2 separate regions of the Homo sapiens genome follow, and region 2 is linked to region 1. The links are chromatin loops, found by intact Hi-C in ENCODE. Cell type or tissue: ascending aorta. All regions are shown on one strand. Each heading gives the region's core, and the rest is flanking DNA. Links, peaks and the distances in the headings are about the cores only.

What was found. A loop is a pair of places that touch in the nucleus more often than their neighbours do. Peaks named below come from ENCODE experiments on the same cell type or tissue, not always from the same donor. Only the 100,000 strongest peaks of a DNase experiment are listed, where the experiment ranks them.
Region 2: it touches region 1 in a loop (2.1-fold over the local background); 2 of 110 quality-filtered maps call a loop at or near these places.

Annotation. Positions count from the first base shown.
Region 1 is chr17:31,817,254-31,827,902 of GRCh38, forward strand. No RefSeq gene overlaps it. Among named protein-coding and RNA genes, the nearest start is that of COPRS, 37 kb to the right of the region's middle. In ascending aorta, for the core only: no CTCF peak of the experiment used is centred there; no DNase peak of the experiment used is centred there; H3K27ac peaks cover 513 bases.
Region 2 is chr17:31,717,755-31,728,403 of GRCh38, forward strand. No RefSeq gene overlaps it. Among named protein-coding and RNA genes, the nearest start is that of COPRS, 140 kb to the right of the region's middle. In ascending aorta, for the core only: no CTCF peak of the experiment used is centred there; DNase peaks (open chromatin) are centred at 4,047, 4,887 and 7,057; H3K27ac peaks cover 3,809 bases.

The DNA of each region.
Region 1 (10,649 bases), core at 3,477-7,476:
AGCCCAGGAATTTGAGTACAGCCTGGGCAGCATACAAAGACCCCATCCCTTGAAAATAAAAAAAAAAGATAGTCATGCTAAAAAGATAAACTGAAATGAATAAATCTAACAAAAGTGATTTATGGAGAAAATTATAAAATCCTTTTGAAAATCATTAAAGAAACCTAAATAAATGGGGAGCTTCCTGGATATCTTTTAATTTTAATATACTTTCTTCTAAAATATTCAAAATTAAAGCTAGGCATGGTGGTTAACGCCTGTAATCCCAGCACTTTGGGAGGCCGAGGCAGGTGGATCATGTGAGGTCAGGAGTTCAAGACCAGTCTAGCCAACATGGTGAAACCCCATCTCTACTAAAAATACAAAAATTAGCCAAGCATGGCGATGCACACCTGTAATCCCAGTTACTGGGGAGGCTGAGGCAGGAGAATCACTTGAACCCAGGAGGCAGAGGTGCAGTGAGCCAAGATTGTGCCATTGCACTCCAGCCTGGGAGACAAAAGCGGAATTCCATCTTGAAAAAATAAAATAAAATGAAATATTCAAAATTAACTTTTGAAAACACATATTAAAACAATTTTAAGTTTTTATGTTTTTATTATATTCATTCAAACATCACTGGTCCATTTACAGAACATCCAGACACAACTATGATTAAGTTTGGTCATGTTGATTATCTTTCCAATTTCAGTAATGTGAATTACAGAACTTTATATATTGTTTCTTTTTTTTTTTTTTTTGAGACAGGGTCTTGCTCTGTTGCCCAGGCTAGAGTGCCATGGTGTGATCATAGCTCACTGCAGCCTTGACCTTGTAGGCTCAAGCAATCCTCCCACCTCAGCCTCTTTGAGTAGCTGGGACCACAAGTGCACACCACGATGCCCAACTAATTTTTCAATTTTTTGCAGAGACAAGGTCTCGCTATATTCATCAGGCCTCAAACTCCTGGGCTGAAGCGATCTGCCTACCTTGGCCTCCCAAAGTGCTGGGATTACAGGCATGCACCACTGCGCCCCGCCTAGCTAACGAGTTTGGGGTTCATCATCCCATTCATTTTAAGGGCGAAGGAGTGACATGAAAAGCACAGCCTTAAGCTTCATTTGTCTCCTCTGTGCCAGGTGAATGGAGGGGGCACAACTAGGGGCAGGGTGACAGTGGGCCAGTGAGGAAGTGCCCAGCATGCAATGATCTGGCCTTATGGCAGGCTGTTGGCAGTCAAGATAGGAAAGAAAGGATGGTTACAAGAGCTGGGAAAAGATGGATGGAATGGGCTCACAGCTGGTTGCCTAGTTGAGGGAAACTAGTTAAGATAAAGACTAGAGGCCAGGCCTGGTGGCTCACACCTGTAATCCTAGCACTTTGGGAGGCCGAGGTGGGCTGATCACTTGTGGTCAAGAGTTTGAGACCAGCCTGGCCAACATGGTGAAACTCTGTCTCTACTAAAAATACAAAGATTAGCCAGACGTGGTGGCAGGCACCTGTAATTCCAGCTACTAGGGAGGCTGAGATGTGAGAATCACTTGAACCCAAGAGGCAGAGATTGCAGTGAGCCAAGGTCTCACCACTGCACTCCAGCCTGGGCAACAGAGCAAGACTCTGTCTCAAAAATAAATAAATAAATAAAGACTCGGAATAATACTAGGGTACTGCCACAAAGGCATTGTAGCCTTTACAAATGATAGTTATAGGCTTCCCTGGTCACACTGCCTATGGGTAGCCCTGCTCCAGAAGGAGCAGTTAGAAAAAAAAATGATAGTTACAAGAACTACATAGCAATATGACTGGGCGTGGTGGCTCATGCCTGTAATCCCAGCACGTCAGGGGGCCGAGGTGGGCAGATCACTTGAGGTCAGGAGCTCGAGACCAACCTGGCCAACATGGTGAAAACCCGTCTCTACTAAAAACACAAAAATTAGCCAGCATGGTGGCATGCACCTGTAATCCCAGCTGCTTGGCAGGCTGAGGCAGGAGAATCGACTGAACCTGGGAGGTGGAGGTTGCACTGAGCCAAGATCGTGCCACTGCACTCTAGCCTGGGCAACAGAGTGAGACTCCATCTCAAAAGAAAAAAAAATGCTACATAGCAATATGGGAAAATGCTTATAATATACTAATAAATGAAAAGAAGAGAGTTTTTTAAATCACATGTACCTATGGTTACAAATATCTTTTTAAGACATGAGAGAAAAATAAACTCAAACAAATTAATCATTCTACCCCAAAAATGTATTCCTACTTTGTTAGTGTCAGGGTTGAATTGTGTCTCCCCACAAATTTATATGTTGAAGCACTAACCACTAACGTAACTGCATTTGGAGAGACCACCTTTAAGGAGGTACATGAGGGTTAATGAGGTCATAGGGATGGGGCCCTAATCCCACAGAACTGGTGTACTTATAAGAAGAGGAAGAGACACCAGTGATCTCTCTCCACACAAGCAGTGAGAAAAGGCCATATGAGGACACAGTGACAAGGCACCACGTGCAACCTGAGGCGTCAGCAGAAACCAACCCTGCCGGCACCTTAATGTTGGACTTTCCAAGCCTTCAGAACCATGAGAAAATGAATTTCTATGATTCAAGCCACCTAGTCTGTGGTATTTTGTGATGGCAGGCTAAGCCAACTAATACAGCTAGCCAGCCAGTCACCAAGTCCTACCAATTATTCCACTGCAATTCTCCTTGCAACCATTCCTCACCATTCCGCACCGTTCCACTGCCAACCTGGCTCAAGATCGTCTTGTGCTCAGATGAATACAATAGACTCCTTTCTCTTCCCTGCCTTTATACTTCCTGACTTGCTTCTCATATTCCCAGCACCAGTTCTTATCTTGCCTCATCCTATCATTTCAAACGTCTGAGATGTTTGAATCTGACAAGGGATATTTTCTCCTAGTACCAACCCTTGGTTCCCTCTCTCTGGAATTCGCTGTGCTCATCTCAGACGTGAAGTTCTCTGGCCTCCCCTGGTGCACCAGAGTTCTTCCATTATAAGTGCAGAAGGAAATCCAGGTCGATGAGCACTCAGATGACTAGCATAAAGACCATCCCTTTCCCCCTGTCCTGCCTCGCCTGTGTGTCTTTTCTTAGTTTCATATTCCCAGGCTTCTACTGCAGGCAGCTTTTTCCACATGGAGGAAAAGAGACCAGCCAGGCACGGTGGCACATGCCTGTAATCCCAACACTTTGAGAGGCCGAGGCGGGTGGATGGCTTGAGCTCAGGAGTTCGAGACCAGCCTGGGCAACATGGTGAAACCCTGTCTCTACCAAAAAAAAGAATACAGAAATTAGCTGGGCATGGTGGCACACACCTGTAGTCCCAGCTGCTTGGGAGGCTAAGGTGGGAGGATCACTTGAGCCTGGGAGGTAGAGGTGGCAGTGGGCTGTGATCATGCCACTGCACTCCAGCCTGGGTGACAGAGCCAGATCCTGTCTCAAAAAAAAAAAAAAGAGGGAGACCACCAAGAGCTTAGGCCTAAATCATCCCCCATTACCAAGCTTCATGGGAAATCTAAGTTTCTTTCTCTCAGCATACGTATGTCAAATCTCAGGAAGGACTGACTGGTCATTCTTGGGTCATACCCACCCATGAGTCAGTCATGCTAGCCAAGAAGAAAGGGGATTCTGGTAGGTCAGGGCTAGCTCATGACACAGTAGTTCGAAAGGAAGAAAGACACCCCTCTCAAGAGAAGAGGAAAGAGATGTCGAGCAGATATAAACAAGTATCTGTTCTTTCAGGTAACACCCATTCTGATGCAGCCCAGCACACAAGACCCTTCCCAGTGTCACCCTTGCTGACTTTGCCACGTCCCATTGAGAGTGAATCAGACAGTACCTTCCTAGGCAGAGTGCCGCCCCACACCTCCATGGACATAGGTAATCTATTCCAATTGGTAATACAGTTGAGAAGCATTTGAGCACTTGTTGGAACAATGGCAATCTTTTTTTTTTTCTGTAATGATTCATACAAACTTGGCCATGGGACTTTACAAAGGAAGGAAAATAGACATCAACATTTCTGATGCAGAACTCCTAAGTTCTTCCAGAATAAAGTCAGGCCTCAATTTGACAGGAAGGATTTGTTTTGCAATACAAACCTGGCTTTGAAGGTTAGGTTAATACTGGATTAGAGGACAGAATAAATCTACAGAAGCTACATCCTGGGAGATTTTTTTTTAAATATGGTAAAGCCAATGCTGGCAATGGAAAGGGAATTGAGTACACATGTACGTCGTTGGTGGAGTTGTAAAGCAGTATAAGCCTTTCCAAGAGCGATTTGGCAATCGTGTCTTTAAAAGTCCAATACCATTTGATGGGCTAATTTCATTTCTAAGCATCTGTTCTAAGAAAATGGGCTGGGCACAGTGGCTCACGCCTGTAATCGGAGCACTTTGGAAGGCTGAGGCAGGTGGATTGCCTGAGGTCAGGAGTTTTGAGACCAGCCTGGCTAACATGGTGAAACCCCATCTCTACCAAAAATACAAAAATGAGCCAGAAGTGGTTGCGCACACCTGTAGTCCCAGCTACTTGGGAGGCTGAGGCAGGAGAATCGCTTGAACTTGGGAGATGGAGGTTGCAGTGAGCTGAGATTGTGCCACTGCGCTCCAGCCTGGGTGTCAGCAAAACTCCGTCTCCAAAAAAAAGAAAACGATCCAGGCCAAGATGGGTGGATCACCTGAGGTCAGGAGTTCGAGACCAGCCTGGCCAACATGGTGAAACCCCATCTCTACTAAAAATACAAAATTAGCTGGGTGTGGTGGTGCACGCCTGCAGTCCCAGCTACTCGGGAGGCAGAGACAGGAGAATTGCTTGAACCTGGGAGGCAGAGATTGCAGTGAGTCGAGACTGTGCCACTGCATTCCAGCCTGGGTGAGTCAGAGTGAGACTCCGTCTAAAAAAAAAAAAAAGAAAGAAAAAGAAAATGATCCAAAAAAACAGAAGCAGACAGAAGATATATGCAAAAAGATGACACTAGGTATTATTGATAACAGTGAAAGTTTTGAAACAACATAAAAGAATTATTAGATACACTTTGGTAAATCTCCACGGGCTATTTCTCAGCAGTTAAAAATGATGTCTAGTCAGTTCACAGAAATCAAAATGTAAGTGGCTTTGAAAGATTATTCAGCCTTTTTTTTTTTTTCCGAGATGGAGTCTTGCTCTGTTGCCCAGGCTGGAGTGCAGTGGCGCGATCTCAGCTCACTGCAACCTCCACCTCCTGAATTCAAGCAGTTCTCTGGCCTCAGCCTCCTGATTAGCTGGGATTACAGGGCACGTGCCACCAAACCTGGCTAATTTTTTTTTTTTTTTTGAGATGGAGTCTCACTCTGTTGCCCAGGCTGGAGTGCAGTGGCTCTGTCACCCAGGCTGGAGTGCAGTGGCATGATCTCTGCAACACCTCCTGGGTTCACACCATCCTCCTGCCTCAGCCTCCCGAGTAGCTGGGACTACAGCTGCCCGCCACCATGCCCAGCTAATTTTTTTGTATTTTTAGTAGAGACGGGGTTTCACTGCGTTAGCCAGGAATGTCTCGATCTCCTGACCTCATGATCTACCTGCCTTAGCCTCCCAGAGTGCTGGGATTACCGGCATGAGCCACTGCACCCAGCGACGCCTGGCTAATTTTTGTATTTTTAGTAGAGACGGGGTTTTGCCATGTTGTCCAGGCTGGTCTTGAACTCCTGACCTCATGATCCACCCACCTCGGCCTCCCAAAGTGCTGGGATTACAGGCGTGAGCCACCGTGCCCAGCCTATTCAGCCTTTCCTATAAGAAAAACTTATATTAAAACAAAACGGGAATACCATTTTTACCTTTCAGTTTGTCAAAGATCAAAGATGTTGTTTACCCTCTGCTGGTATGGAGAAACAGGCACTTTTATACATTATTGGGTAGAGTTTGAAGGCAATCTGATAGTGTCTTCCAAAATAAAATGTACATTTTAAAATGCATTTGCTGACCTAGCAAAATTTCAGTGCTAGGAATTTATCCTACAGAGACTACTCACACACGTGCCTAAAGGGCAAGACTGCTGCTTGCAACATAGTCTATAGAAACAAAAGCAAGGACTGGATAATACATTATGGTACATCCACACAATATATACTATTAACTATTAAAAAGAAAGTCCATGTTAAAACCGTATGTGCTGTTATGGGATGGTGTCCAAAATATATTAAGTGAGAAAGACAAGAAAGCAAAGTGCAAAGCAAGATGAATGGTATTCCAATCTTTATTTGTGTAGAAAAGCTCGCTTCTGTTTGTATTTGCATAGAACATCTCTGGATCCACAAGGAAATGGTGACCACAGGACTGTGGGGAGGATTACTGAAGCCAAGGGTGGAAAGGAGACTTTTCATTGTTCTTTCTGCACTATTTGAATTTTTTAAAATCATAGGTATTTTCTTTCCAAAAAGAAAATAAAAAATAACAAAATACGTGGGCTGTCAAAAGGATATCTATATATGCTTATAATTATATAAATACCTGTATTGTTATGTTAAATGGAAAAAGATAAATTGAAAATTGTTTATATAGTATAGTCACAGCTATACGAAAGGAGAAAAATGTTTGGAGAAAAAACATTGGAAGGGGGCTGGGCGAGGTGGCTCACACCTGTAACCCCAGCACTTTGGGAGGCCAAGGCAGGTGGATCACTAGAGGCTAGGAGTTCGAGACCAGCCTGGCCACCATGGTGAAACCCCATCTGTACTAAAAATACAAAAATTAGTCAGGTGTGGTGGCATGCACCTGTAATCTCAGCTACTCGGGAGGCTGAGGCAAGAGAATCACTCGAACCCAGGAGGCAGAGATTGCAGTGAGCCGAGATTGTGCCACTGCACTCCAGCCTGGGCAACAAAGCGAGACTCTGTTTCAAAAAACAAACAAAAAAAATTGGAAGAAAATGAGGATATGTGCCAAAATGTTAGCCTTGGGATGATCAGTGATTGCATATCTTTCAACTTTTTCTATAGTTTCAACATGTCTTTACTAATCACATTTTACTCTTTTTTTTTTTTTTTTTTGAGTCAGGGTCTTGCTCTGTCGCCCAGGCTGGAGTACAGTGGCACAAACACAGCTCACTGCAACCTCTGCCTCCCAGGCTCAAGCTGTCCTCCCATCTCAGCCCCCAAGTATCTAGGACTACAGGCACACACCACCGCACCCAGCTAATTTTTGAATTTTTTGTAGAGAAGGGGTTTTGCCATATTGTCCAGGCTTGCACATTTTACTCTTGTAATAGAAAAAAATAAACTTTTTAAAAATTATGTTAAATTAAAATATAACATCCATCCACCTTTATAGTTCAATTGCAGATGGTAAAAATCAGGGGGAAGAAAAAGTTAATAGTCTGCTCAAGATCTTTTTCAACACCATGATTCTGCACTAATGAAGTTTGTTGTAGTTTCTCAACTCCTTTTAACTTTTTTCTGGTTTGGCAACTGATGCTGATAAAGACAAGACATAGCACATAAGTCAGCCCCCCCCAAAAAAAAACTGTATTTATAATACCCAATACCAATAAATATGCAGCTGGATGAGCATTTACAGGCATGACTACACTGCAAATTGATACCACCCTTTTGGAAAGCAATTTGGCTATACGAATCTGAAGCTATAAAAAGTGTTTACACCGTCTGACCCAGTAACTTGACTTCTGGAATCCATCCTCAGGAAAAAACGGGAAATGCTGGAGAGCTTTATTCATAAAGGTCATAATTAAGGATGGTATGCAGCCATAAAAAAAATCACAATTGCCAATAACATGTAGCCACATGGGGTAACATTTATGATATGCCGCTAAGTAGAAGAAAAAGAATACAAAACTGCGTATATCCTGTAATTACGACCACTTAATAAAATGCATGTGGAAACCCTGGAAGGAAGTGCAGCAGCATGCTTGCTCACAGTGCTTACATTCAGGTGGTGGGATCGTGAGTGAGTTTTTCCCCCTCCTTTTCTCTTCTCCAAAATGTTTATCATGTATTCTTTTTTAAAAGAATAATGTTTATAAAAACTTGAATATGTGAAGTCTGGACTGTTCCACAGGAAATGAGTCTTCTCTATGTCCCCTGTCTATATCCTTTGAGAAAAAAAAGTAAGTCCTTGCATCTCATATAATAATAACATTCACTAATATTTATTGAGCAACTCTGTACCCTTTACATATTTTAGATCAATGAGCCAAATGAAGTAAAAATCCTTACTACCATTTTGCAAATGGGAAACTGAGGCCCAGACAGGCTAAATGACACAACTCAGAGGTGACAGCATCAGAACTGAAACCCAGGTCCACCACATCACAATAAGCACCCAAAACAGTTCTTGGGGTCCTGGGTGTGCCAGGAAGGGTGCTAACACTCTGTGCACATTTTCTCATTCAATAATCCTGTAGATGTAGATGGTATCCTCATTTTACAATGGGGAAACAGCAGCTAAGGGAAGTCATGTTACCAGTACTAGATGCCAAAGTTAGTCAGAAGTCGAACTGGGATTCGAACCCAGGTTGGTCTGTGTTGGTAGCCACTATGCTGTCGTGGTTACCAAGACAAGGAAAACCCAGAAACTCTGAGCCTGGGACACAGGGAACCATCCCTGGTGCAGGCACCATCAGAAAAAGGAGCATCTGGGCCAGCCACAGTGGCTCATGCCTATCATCCCAGCTCTTTGGAAGGCCGAAGTGGGAAGATTGCTCGAGGCCAGGAGTTTGAGACCACCCTGGGAAACATAGTGAGACCCTCATCTTTACAAATAAATAAATTTTTTTAAAAAAATAGGAGCATCTGATAGGAAGGTGAAGGCAAAAGGAGTGGGCTCTGGGGCTGTCCTGAACTGGGTGGGGCCTGGCTCTGTGCACACCCGTGCACCTGACGCCTGGGGCCGGATGAGCTGGCTCTGTGCAGAGACGTCCATGTGGCCTGGCCTAGGGCCAGCACAGATGTCACGTCCTCCTGCCAGTACTGACAGTTCTGGTGTTCACCAACCAAAAGGCCTCAAAAAAAACCATGAAAGCCCTCTTAAGGATTCCTGGTTCTCAGGGCAGGAAGAAGGCAAGGGGATGGGAAGACACTGTCTCCTGCATGATGGAAAATTCCAGTGCCACCTTGCTTGGGTCTAACTTCCTTGACCACTCTGGAGACACAGAGCCCTACCAGGACCCAGAATCTGGAGCCAAGGCTGGAGCTCTGTGCCCGGACCCAGGGCTGGAGCCAACAACACAAGCACGGGCTTAAACGCTCAGGGAAGCCGGAAGTCCAAGTGACTAAGCTAGAGATACTCAGGCCAGAGGCCAAGTAAGGCCTGAGCGCTGAGTACGGCCAATGGCCTCTGAGATGTCGACATAGCTGAGGTGAAAGACAGACCAGCACCAAAGACGGCTCTGAGGATATGGAGGGGTGAGGACCCTCATACATGACTGGTGGGAGTGGAGACGGACCCAAGCCTTTGGAAAACAGTTTGGTATCACCTGGAACACATACTCTATGATCCAGTAAATCCACTCTTCATAAGACAGCTGGAGAAACTCTCCCACCCATGGGCCGCAGAATGTTCTTAGCAGCACTGCTTATAAAGGCAAAAACTGCAAACAGCCCAAACCCCCACGGCCATGAGAATGGATTAAAAAATACAGACCATATTCATACAATGAAATACTGTATAGTGGTGAAAATGAATAAGCTAAACTGAATGAATGAATCCCATAAACACAATGTTGACTGAAAGAGGCAAATCATAACATAATGTGCATTGTGACCTCACTCAATAGAAGCCCAACAATCTCTCCAGACTAAACAACATATTGACGTATGGGGCATATGCCTATGTGGTAAAACCACAGAGAAAAGAGAATGACAGACACAAAATTCAGGATGGTGATGACCTGCCAGGGACAAGGGGAAAAGGTGGGACTTAAGGGGAAGGGAGCACCCAGGGAGGTTTAGAAAGTATTGAAAACATGGAATTGTTCGGTTAGGTGCTGGGAACATGGGCATTTATTTTCATTATTATCCTTCAAACTGACCCCATGCGTTATATACACTCATGTATGTATAAAATGTTTCAAATTGTTTAAAATTAAGAAAAGTTTTTAAAGACCAGGCACAGTGGCTCACACCTATAATCCCAGCACTTTGGGAGACCTAGGTGGGAAGATTGCTTCGGCCCAAGAGTTCAAGACCAGCCTGGGCAACATGGCGAAACACCATCTCTATGAAAAATACAAAAATTAGCTGGATGTGGTGGCATGCGCTTGTAGTCCCAGAGACTCAGGAGGATCACTTGAGCCAGGGAAGTTGAGGCTGCACTGAGCCATGATCATGCCACTGCACTCTAGCCTGGGTGACAGAGGGAGACCCTCTCTGATAAATAAATAAATAAATATTTAAGAAAAATCTCGGTGGAGAGCTACTGCCTGCTCCATGGAGGTGGCCCAGCACCCAGCACCTGCCTGGCTCCGACCCACCCAACTGACTGTGAATGGTCCAAGAGGAGGGTAGGGACACCAGCTCTGGTTGGCCTGCATAAAAGGAGTGTGGAGGAGAAGGTGCAAGTCTAAATCAGAAGGATAAGTTCAAATCCCATCTTTGCCATTTATTGGCTATATGACCCTGGGCAAGTAACTAAAACTCTCTGAGAGTCAAGTCCTCATCT
Region 2 (10,649 bases), core at 3,352-7,351, 100 kb before region 1:
GCAGTGGTGCTATCTCGGCTCACTGCAATCTCCGCCTCCCGGGTTCACACCATTCTCTCTCTTCAGCCTCCCGAGTAGCTGGGACTACAAGAGCCTGCCACCATGCCTAGCTGATTTTTTGTATTTTTACTAGAGACAGGATTTCACCATGTTAGCCAGGATGGTCTCGATCTCCTGACCTCGTGATCCGCCTGCCTCGGCCTCCCAAAGTGCTGGGATTACAGGCCCGGCCCAGAAAAAGATTTTTTAAGTAATCATAAAGCAGAAAGGAAAAGATTGTTAAATCTGATGACAATGTCCTTAACAGAGTGAAAAGATGAAGCATGTTGTTTCTTATAAAGTTAAATATGCACCATCCCTATGATCCAGCAGTTCCACTTTGAGGTATTTACCCAAGAGAAATGAAAACACATGTCCACAGAAAGACAGGTACAAGGATGTTTATAGCCATGTTCCTCACAGTGGCCAAAACCTGAAACAATCTACATGTCCAGCAACAGAAGAATGGATAAACATATTGTGGTATATTTATACAATGGAAATCTTCTTAACAATAAAAATGAAATCTACATAACAACATAGATGAATCTTAAAAACATTATGCTGAGCACAAGAAGCCAGACAGACTTACTGTATTCTTTCTATTACATTAAGTTCTAAATCAGGCAAAATTACTACATATTAATAGTAAAAGAAGTCAAACCAGTAGTTGTCAGGGAAAGGGCACGAAAGGCCTTGCTAGGATGGTGGAAATGTTCTATAACATGACAGAGGAGTGGGTTCATAGCTGCATGTATTTGTCAAAAGCCATCAAACTAGGCAGGGCGCAGTGGCTCATGACTGTAATCCCAGCACTTTGGGAGGCCGAGGTGGGTGGATCACCTGAGGTCAGGAGTTCGAGACCAGCCTGACCAACATAGTGAAACCCCCATCTCTACTAAAAATACAAAATTAGCTGGGCGTGGTGGCGCATGCCTGCAATCCCAGCTACTTGGGAGGCTGAGGCGGAGAATCGCTTGAACCTGGGAGGCAGAGGTTGCAATGAGTGAAGATCGTGCCCTTGCACTGCAGCCTGGGCAATAAGAATGGAACTCTGTCTCAAAACAAAACGAAACAAAAACACAAAAACAAAAACAAAAAGCCATCAAACTGTAGCAATTAAGATTTGTGTAATTAACTGTATTTGAAAAATCAGCCGGGCATGGTGGCTCACGCCTGTAATCCCAGCACTTTGGGAGGCCGAGGTGGGCAGATCACGAGGTCAGGAGATTGAGACCATCCTGGCTAACACGATGAAACCCCGTCTCTACTAAAAATAGAAAAAATTAGCCGGGTGTGATGGCGGGCACCTGTAGTCCCAGTTACTCAGGAGGCTGAGGCAGGAGAATGGCGTGAACCCGGGAGGCAGAGCTTGTAGTGAGCCGAGATCGCGACACTGCACTCCAGCCTGGGCGACAGAGCAAGACTCTGTCTCAAAAAAAAGAAAAAAATATCTCTCAAATCCACTTCCCCAACCCACTGCAAAAAGACAAACTATAGTCTGGGAAAAGGCATTCGCCTGATAAGAGATTCATGTGCAAAATCCACAAAGAACTGCCATAAATCAATTCTGAGGAAAAAAATATCAAATAGAATAGTCACAAGAATACAAACAGGCAATTTACAGAAGAGAAAACATTTGGAAAGATGCTTAACCTCACCACTAATCAGGAAAATAACACAATAGCACTTCATACCCATTGGATTCACAAAGTTGTTGAAATCTAAGGATACTAAACACTGGTGAGACTGTGGAGAAACTGGAATTCAGACAGTGTACTCTGCTTGTGGGAATGTGGACAGGCAGTGCCTAGGAAAAGTGAAGAGGTCCCTCGCTTGTGATCCAGCCATTCCTGGCAGGTGTGTCTTTAGCTGGGGGGCATTTGTATCTCTCATATGTGCACAAGGGGAACCCTCACTGCACCACTGTTTGTAACCAAAAAAAAAAAAAAAAAATGGAGGATGGGCAGAAATACAAAAAAGAAAACACAGAAGCCACGTGTGGTGGCTCACCCCTGTAATCCCAGCACTCTGGGAGGCCAAGGAGGGCAGATCACAAGGTCAGGAGTTCAAGACCAGCCTGGCCAACATGATGAAACCCCGTTTCTACTAAAAATACAAAAATTAGCCAGGCATAGTGGTGCATGCCTGTAATTCCTGCTACTCGGGAGGCTGAGGCAGGAGAATTGCCTAAATCTGGGAGGCGGAGGTTGCAGTGAGCCAAGATCACGCCATTGCACTCTAGCCCTGGGTGACAGGGGAAGACTCCATCTTGGCGGAAAAAAAAAAAAATTAGCCAGGCATGGTGGCAGATCCCTGTAATCTCAGCTACTTGGAGGCTGAGGCAGGAAAATCGCTTGAATCCCGGAGGCGGAGGTTGCAGTAAGCGAAGATAATACCACTGCACTCCAGCCTGGGCGACAGAGACTCCGTCTAAAAACACACACACACACACACACACACATATGGGTCTAGGGGAAAGGCAAACTAAATGTCTATCATGTCTATCAACAGGGGAATGGATACAGTATGGTATGTCCACGTAACAGAATAAAAATCATCAGGGAAATGAATTACAGGGTACACACAATGTCATAACAAAATGTGTTAAAAAACAGGTTACAGTAGACTACAAATTGTATGTTTCCATTTATATAAAGTTTGAAAACACAGCAAAACTAAACAATCTATTGTTTAGGGATACAAATATATTTGGTATAAGTATAAAGAAAGCATGAAAATCACACACACAATTTGGGATAATGGTTACTGAGGAAAGGGGAGGGGCTGAGGAGGGCCTCAGAGGGGACTTTCAAACGAATGGTTATATTCTTTTTCCTAAATGGAGTGGTGGGTACGCAGGTATTTGCTGTTGTCGTTAATCCTTAGACACTGCACACATTTTATAAATATATCTAAACATTTATACACGTAATGACAGCAAGTTCTATAGATGTGTATTGAAACTTAGAAGCTTTCAATCATCTTTATATCTTCAAAAAAACATCTGAAGCAAATATGGCAAGTGGTAAGATTGGACAAAGTTGGGTCATGGATAACAGGTGTTCATTAGTCTTTTAAAATATATAATAGGGGCTGGGCACGGTGGCTCACACCTGTAATCCCAGCACTTTGGGAGACTAAGGCAGGTGGATCACCTGAGGTCAGGAGTTAGAGAGCAGCCTGGCTAACATGGTGAAACCCCATCCCTACTAAAAATACAAAATTAGCTGGGCATGGTGGTACATGCCTGTAATCCCAGCTACTTGGGAGGCTGAGACAGAAGAATTACTTGAACCCGGGAAGTGGAGGTTGCATGAGCCAAGATTGCGCCATTGCACTCCAGCCTGGGCGACAAGAGTGAAACTCCATCTCAAAATAAATAAATAAATAAATAAATAAAAATAGAATTTTTAATAGTAAATGTTCTTTAAAAAGAAAAACAATATCCCTATTTGAAGATAAAGATTTATCTGTTCTCGTTAGTTTCCAGCCTGGTGGGGGAGATTAAGACAATAATCAAATAATGGTTTTTATGAAATAAAACTACTAACTAAAGCAGTGTTCTAAAGACAATGGAATCACTCCATGGGAGCATAAAATAAAGGAATTTGATCCGGGCTGGAGTGTCAGGTCGGTAGGTAGAGTGGGAATCGGGGCCAGTGAGGGAAGCACACAGATGGTTCAGCAGTGGGCAGTGAGGAAGACGCCAGGGGAGGAGAGGAAGGGCTGCTCCCTGAAGCCTTCTGCCAAAGGGGATGACCTAGCAGAATTCCAAATTATAGGGCTCAGACAAAGAAGAAGGCAATAAGAGTGTTCTGTGCAGTGAGAGCATCATGTGCTAAGGCAAAGAGATGTGAGAGAAGAAAGTCAATCTGGAGGCATCTGAGTAGTCCAGGAGGCTGGAAAATGGGGTTGGGGTGGAGTGTGAATAAGGGGCAGAATACGAGGCCAAGAGCCAGCCAGGACTGGTCATTAGGGCCTGTATTCCATGCAAGGTAGGGACTTAAGCAGGGGTGTGACATCATCTGATGACAGAGAGTGGATTGAGAGGGAGAGCCCGAAGGCAGGGCATCCAGCTGGTGGCTGTGTAGTGATGTAAGGGAGAAAAGATGGAGGCTGAAGTGGAGGCATAAATGAGAAGGTTATGGAGCCTAGGGCTGTTCCTGAACCAGGAGAGGGTGGCGTGTCAGAAGCCAGGGAGGACCGAGCTCAACCATGTCAAAAGCTGCAGAGAGACTGCTGAAACTTGGGACTTAAAGGATCACCTTGATGTGTCAACTAGGAGATGAGAACAGTTGCTGTGGAATGAGGTGGGGTGGATGCAGAAGTCAGCCTGCAGTGCTGTGGGTGTTTCATGTCAAAGGCTGAGAGACAGGGTTGGAGAAGGCAGCCTCAGGCCAAGGATGGGGGCTCAGAGCTCTCTTCCAGAGTCTTCCACTCCCTGCCCCAGTCCCAACCTGAGCTCACTCCAAGCAATCAACATGAAAACAAAGGGAGAGTGTCTAGCAGAGGCCTTCCCATCTGCAGAGCAAGGAAGTCTCGGTCCCAAGGTCAATGCTGAAGAGGAACTTGCTTGGTGGTGCAGGTCATGGAGCCAGCAAGATTCTTGATAAACAGGAGAGGATGGTGGCACCGGAGGTGGATGTAGGGGGTTTCGTGAAGTGATTTGGCACTAGGGTCAAGAGGAGGCCAAGGATAAACAATGTTGTGGAAATGAAATGGTGATAATTTACAAGGGCAAATTGTTTTACATTCCAGCGGAGTTGGCTCCCAAGCCGAACTCTTCCTGCAGAAGTTGAGGTGGTGTGTGAGTCATTGTTATAAATAGACCGGCCAACTGAATGTCATCGGAAAGGACACAGTCCCATGAGTATAACCTTGGAGGGCGCAAATGGCACTGCATGGATTGAGAGCTTGTTCCAAGAAGAGGGCAGAGGGAGAGCTTGGGGCACGGGGGGCTGTCCAGGAGAGGAAGCAGATGCTGAAGAAGGGGGTTCCAGCTCAAGCAGCAGGCTGATGCAGAGGACTGGCCAGGAGCAAGCTTCCTGCATGGCTCAGTGGAGCCCAGCTCTCAGCTGCCTAGCTGCTAGCTCAGGCTGGGTCGTCTCACTTTCTCCATCTACTTGAGCTGCCGTAACAGAATACCACAGACCTAGGGGGCTTACACAGCAGGAATCGATTTCTCACAGTTCTGGAGGCAGGCAGTCCAAGATGAAGGTGCCGGCAGCGCTAGTTTCTGGCAAGGGCTCTTCTTTGGCTAGCAGGTGGCCACCTTCTCACTGTGTCCTCACATGGCCTCATCTCTGCGTGTGGAGAGAGAGCTCTCTGGTGTCTCTTCCTCTTCTTAGAAGGACACCAGTCCTATGGGACTAGGGCCCCAGCCATATGAATTCATTTAACCTTTATTACCTCCTAAAAGCTGCTGTCTCCAAATGTCGTCCCATGGGGAGTTAAGGCTTCAGCAGATGAACTTGGGTGGGGGACACAATTCAATCTATAATACTTGCCTTCTAGAAATTCTTCCAAAGAATTCCAACTCTTCTAGAATCCCAAGACACTCCATTAACCAAAGCACAAGAAAATACAATTCCCAACCGGCACCAGCTCATTCATTCATTCATTCATTCATTCATCACCATGGATGTGCGGGTCCTGATGAACACTAGGGACAGAGAAGGGCCTTGCCTTCACATTCATAATGACTTCAAAACAGGGGCCCTGAGCTCTTAGGAAACTTCTGGAAGAGGAGAACGTCATAGACATCAAGCACTTTCCCCTGAGGAAATCTGAGTCCAGCCACACCTGGCGTGAAAGAGGTCGCCCAGAGCCTTTCCTGCCCCCGCAGTCAGGCTGACTGCCCCCATCTCAGCTCCCACGAGCCCCTGTACTTCATCCTTTTTTTTTTTGAGATGGAGTCTTGCTGTGTTGCCCAGGCTGGAGTGTAGTGGCACGATCTCGGCTCACTGCAACCTCCGCCTCCCAGGTTCAAGCAATTCTCCTGCCTCAGCCTCCTGAGTAGCTGGGACTACAGGCGCATGCCACCACACCCATCTAATTTTTGTATTTTTAGTAGAGACGGGGTTTCACCATATTGGTCAGGCTGGTCTTGAACTCCTGACCTCGTGATCTGCCCACCTCGGCCTCCCAAAGTGCTGGGATTACAGGCATGAGTCACTGTGCCCAGCCGATCTTATAGGTCATATAAAGGACTTAACTACCCAGAACTAAGAGAAGGCCCAAAGCCAAGAACAAAAGGCACTAAGAACCCGGCACCTCTGTGCCCCAAAGATGAGGCTGGGCCTGCCCAGCCACACCCCCGAAAGGGACCACGAAGCTATGGAATCTGCCCCAAATGTGTCAAAGGACAGGAAAGGGAGGACTCTCATCGCATCATGGAAAGCAATGTGAAAAAATAAAACCATTTCCTGTTTAGACTTTCATGAATGGACATTCCGCGATAAACCACAAATCATGGGATTATTGTATCTGCTCCCACAATGAGGCCTGTGAACTCTTTGAGGGGTAGAGATGTCATCCCCTCTGTCCCTGGCGCCTGCAGCAGCGTCAGTCACAGTCATGCTTGGTGTCAATGCCCAGGGGCCTGTGTTCTCAGTATAGGGGGCACCTTGGCTTTGACCTTGTATTTCTTTTCTGCGGGACAAGCCAGCCCCTCAGAACCAGAAGCAACCACATCTCACACCAGGCACCAAACACAGGGTCCTCCCCCATCTTGGGGCTCTGGTCTCTGAGTGCAACTTGCTTTTGGGGAGACTCCACAGCCTGTCTGGGAGCTTCCAACTCCACCTCGGGGTTGCCCCTCTTTCCTTTTGCGGTGTGGGGGTCCAGGGTGTGCAGTGCTTGGCCAGGGAGGGAGCTCCCTTTAAAGATCACTAGCCTGAGGTTATCAAGAATGAGCCAGCAGGGAAGCACAGCCCTCCCGGCCGCCCAGACAAAGCTCAAACCCAAGCTAGTCTGTTTTGGTGGAGCGAAGAAGAAGCAAGAGGCAGTTCCTAAGAGTGGGCAGCCCTGGCCTGGACAGGATGACTAAGAGGCTGGAGCTCGTGCAGGCTGTTTGCTGACCCACTGACTTGCGGGGATTTTCCAGCCAATGTCCTTCTAACACTGCCCCGAAGCGAGTGGGGGTGAAGGGAATGAGCTCCTGAGCCACCAGCCCCTCAGGTACCCCAGACAGCAGGCAGTAGGCAGCACCACCCAGGTCTCATTCCACAGTTGGGGAAACCAGTGAGAGGTGAGGCCAGCTGGTATTCCTTGGTGTAGTGGGGACTTGGGGAGCTTTTCCTATTTTACAAGAGGTTTGTAAAATGCACCAAATCAGGAACTTTCCTGTCTTACAACCGGATTGTAAAATGCACCAATCAGTGCTCTGTAAAACACACCAAACAGCGCTCTGTAAAATGTACCAATTGCCAGGATTCTAAAAGTAGCCAATCACGGGGTGGATTGAAAAAAGGGCACTCTGATAGGACAGAAACGGAACATGGGAGGGGTACAATAAGGGAATAAAAGCTGACCACTCCCTCCTCCCCTGCAAACTAGCAGGGGTAACCTGCTCGGGTCGTCTTCGGCTCTGTGGAAGCTTTGTCCTTTCGCTCTTTACAATAAACCTTGCTACCCCTCACTCTTTGGGTCCATGCCATCTTTAAGAGCTGTGACACTCGCTGCAAAGGTCCGTGGCTACATTCTCTAAATCAGCGAGACCACGAACCCACTGGCAGGAACCAACTCCAGATACACCAGGACCAGAGAGGAGAAGGACCCTCCCAATATGACACAGGGAGTCAACGCAGCACGAAGGAGTCAGTGCTAAGTGCAGCAGGCATGGGAGGCAGTGAAGGTTTCAGGGAGGCGGTGATGAGCCCAATGAGGGGGTGGCTCAAACTGGCCACATAGAGGGAGGATATGGGAAGAACTCAGTGGGCAGCCCAGAGGAAGGAGAGGCAGAAACAGATCTGCACTGAACTCCCGGATAGAGATCTTGGGTCGTATCAACAAAATTGACACGGAAGGGTGGGGCCTGCTGAGGGGAGGGGAGGGAGGGGCCGAAGATGACCTCTTATGGGGGGGGTGCCTGAGTGGCTGGCAGCATCATTGGCAGAAATAGAGAAGTTGGGCGTGGGTGGGGGGGGCGGGCTCAAATTCAGGCAGGTCATTTTGAGGGACGGGAAGGACAAGCCCATTTCCCATGGAAATAAGAACAGTAGGGGGGTAAGGTCCAGTTTTGTGAATGGGGCTTTGAAGTGAGCTAGACGTGAGCTCTAGTCTCCCAGGCTCTGCCATCCACTTACTGTGTGACCCAGTCAAACCATTAACCTCTCTGAGCCCAGGTTCCTCACCTGTAAACTGTAGGGAATCATTGCACTCCCCCATAGGGTTGTCATAACGACCAAGATAGGGTGTTACAAGGACTAATAAATATTTGCTGTTGCTTTCATTATTCTTTTCCAAATGCTTAATATATATCAACTCAATTAATCCTCCCAGAAGCCTGTAAAGCAGGCACTGTTTTTTTTTTTCCCAATTTGCAGATGAAAAAAACTGAAGATTCAGAGAGGTTAAAGAAATTGCTTAGGGTCACACAGCAAGGATGGGAGTCTGTTCAGGAATTTGAACTCAGATTCTTTTTTTTTTTTTTTTTTTTTGAGATGGAGTCTTGCTCTGTCACCCAGGCTGGAGTGTGGCATGATCTCGGCTCACTGCAACCTCCACCTCCCAGGTTGAAGCGATTCTTCAGCCTCAGCCTCCTGAGTAACTGGGATTACAGGTGCCTGCCACCATGCCCTGCTAATTGTTGTATTTTTAGTAGAGGCAGGGTTTCACCATGTTGGCCAGGCTAGTCTCAAACTCCTGACTTCAGGTGATCCACGTGCCTTGGCCTCCCAAAGTGCTGGGATTACAGATAAGCCACCGTCCCTGGCCTGAACTCAGCTCCTTCTAAAGCACAAACTTCCCAGCATGAGGTTGTCCCTCCACTGCCTTCATGGAGCTACAGGGCTGCCTCCCACTTCCAGGAAGAGGGGGAGTCAAGAGGCTCAGAGAGTAGGAGATAGGTTTGAACCCATAGAACAAGAACCCAGAACCGCCTGGACATGATTTAGACAATATTATTTGTCTTCAATGCACCTGATCACATTTTCTTTTTTTTTTTTCCCTCCCCACTTTTTTTTTCTCCAGTCAATAAGACTACTCTCAAATCCAGTGAGTCACCGGAAAATGTAAATTAAAAAAAAAAAGTAAGAGGAACATTGCTCCTACGTAAGCTCTTGCCATCTGTGAATCATTCCGAGACAGGTATAATGGACATAATTACAGCTCATCCACAAGCTAGACCCCAAATCAGTCCTTAAGACTGAGTTCAGAATCCAGTGGTTTCCCCAGCAGGACCTGGGGCAGTGAAAGCTAGCCTAGAGGAGAACACAAACCTGAAATGTGCTTAGAGGCCTTGGTGATCTCACAGGGGGCCCAGGCGGGGTGGAAACCTGGATATGTATGCCCTGATTCCAGAGACCCAGCAATTCCAGAACTTTCCTCCCACTCATGTTCTCCCCATCCCACACACTCAAGGCACCTCCTCCTGTTTGAATTCATTCTCCTTTTACCAGATCTTTATTCTTCTGGTCACTGCAAAACCATTCAACCTAGCCAAAAAGTGGGAGGGATAGTCAATTTATTATACTACAGGCTGAGTGCGGTGGCTCATGCCTGTAATCCTAGCACTTTGGGAGGCCAAGGCAGGCAGATCATGAGGTCAGGAGATGGAGACCATCCTGGCCAACATGGTGGAACCCCATCTCTACTAAAATACAAAAAAGTAGCCAGGCGTGATGGTGTGCACCTGTAGTCCCAGCTACTCGGGAGGCTGAGGCAGGGGAAATCACCAACCCAGGAGGCAGAGGTTGCAGTGAGCCAAGATCATGCCACTGCACTCCAGCCTGGTGACAGAGCAAGACTCTGTCTCAAAAAAAAAAAAAAAGCTGGATGTGGTGGCACGCACCTGTAATCCCAGCTACTTGGGAGGCTGAGGCAGGAGAATTGCTTAAACCTGGGAGGCAGAGGTTGCAGTTAGCTGAGATAGTGCCACTGGACTCTAGCCTGGGTGACAAAGCGAGACTCTATCTAAATATATAAATAATATATATATAATATATATATTATATAATATATATTATATATATAGGATAGTCCCTTCTGTGTACAGACTGCCTGGACCTTTGCTAATCACTCTTTGCTTCTCTTTCCTCATCTGCAAAATAGGAAAACAATAGCCCCTTCTTCATGGGGGTTTTGTGGCAATTAAATGAGGTAATGTATGTAACACCCTTAAGAACAATGCTTGTGTTCAGTCAGTACCTAGCAATTATTATCATCATCATCTTCTTCATCTCGGGAGGTGGGAACATCGAAAGCTCTCATGTAAGATGGCAACTACGATGACCCCAGGGCCCTCCCATTCTGATGGCCAGTATTAGGAATCACAGGAGCACCAGAGTGAGAATGCTGGAGCTAGAAGATCATCCAGCCTCAGCAGGGAAACTGGACCCAAAGAAGAGCAGAGACCAGCCCCGAGCCACCCACTTGGTTAGTGTCAG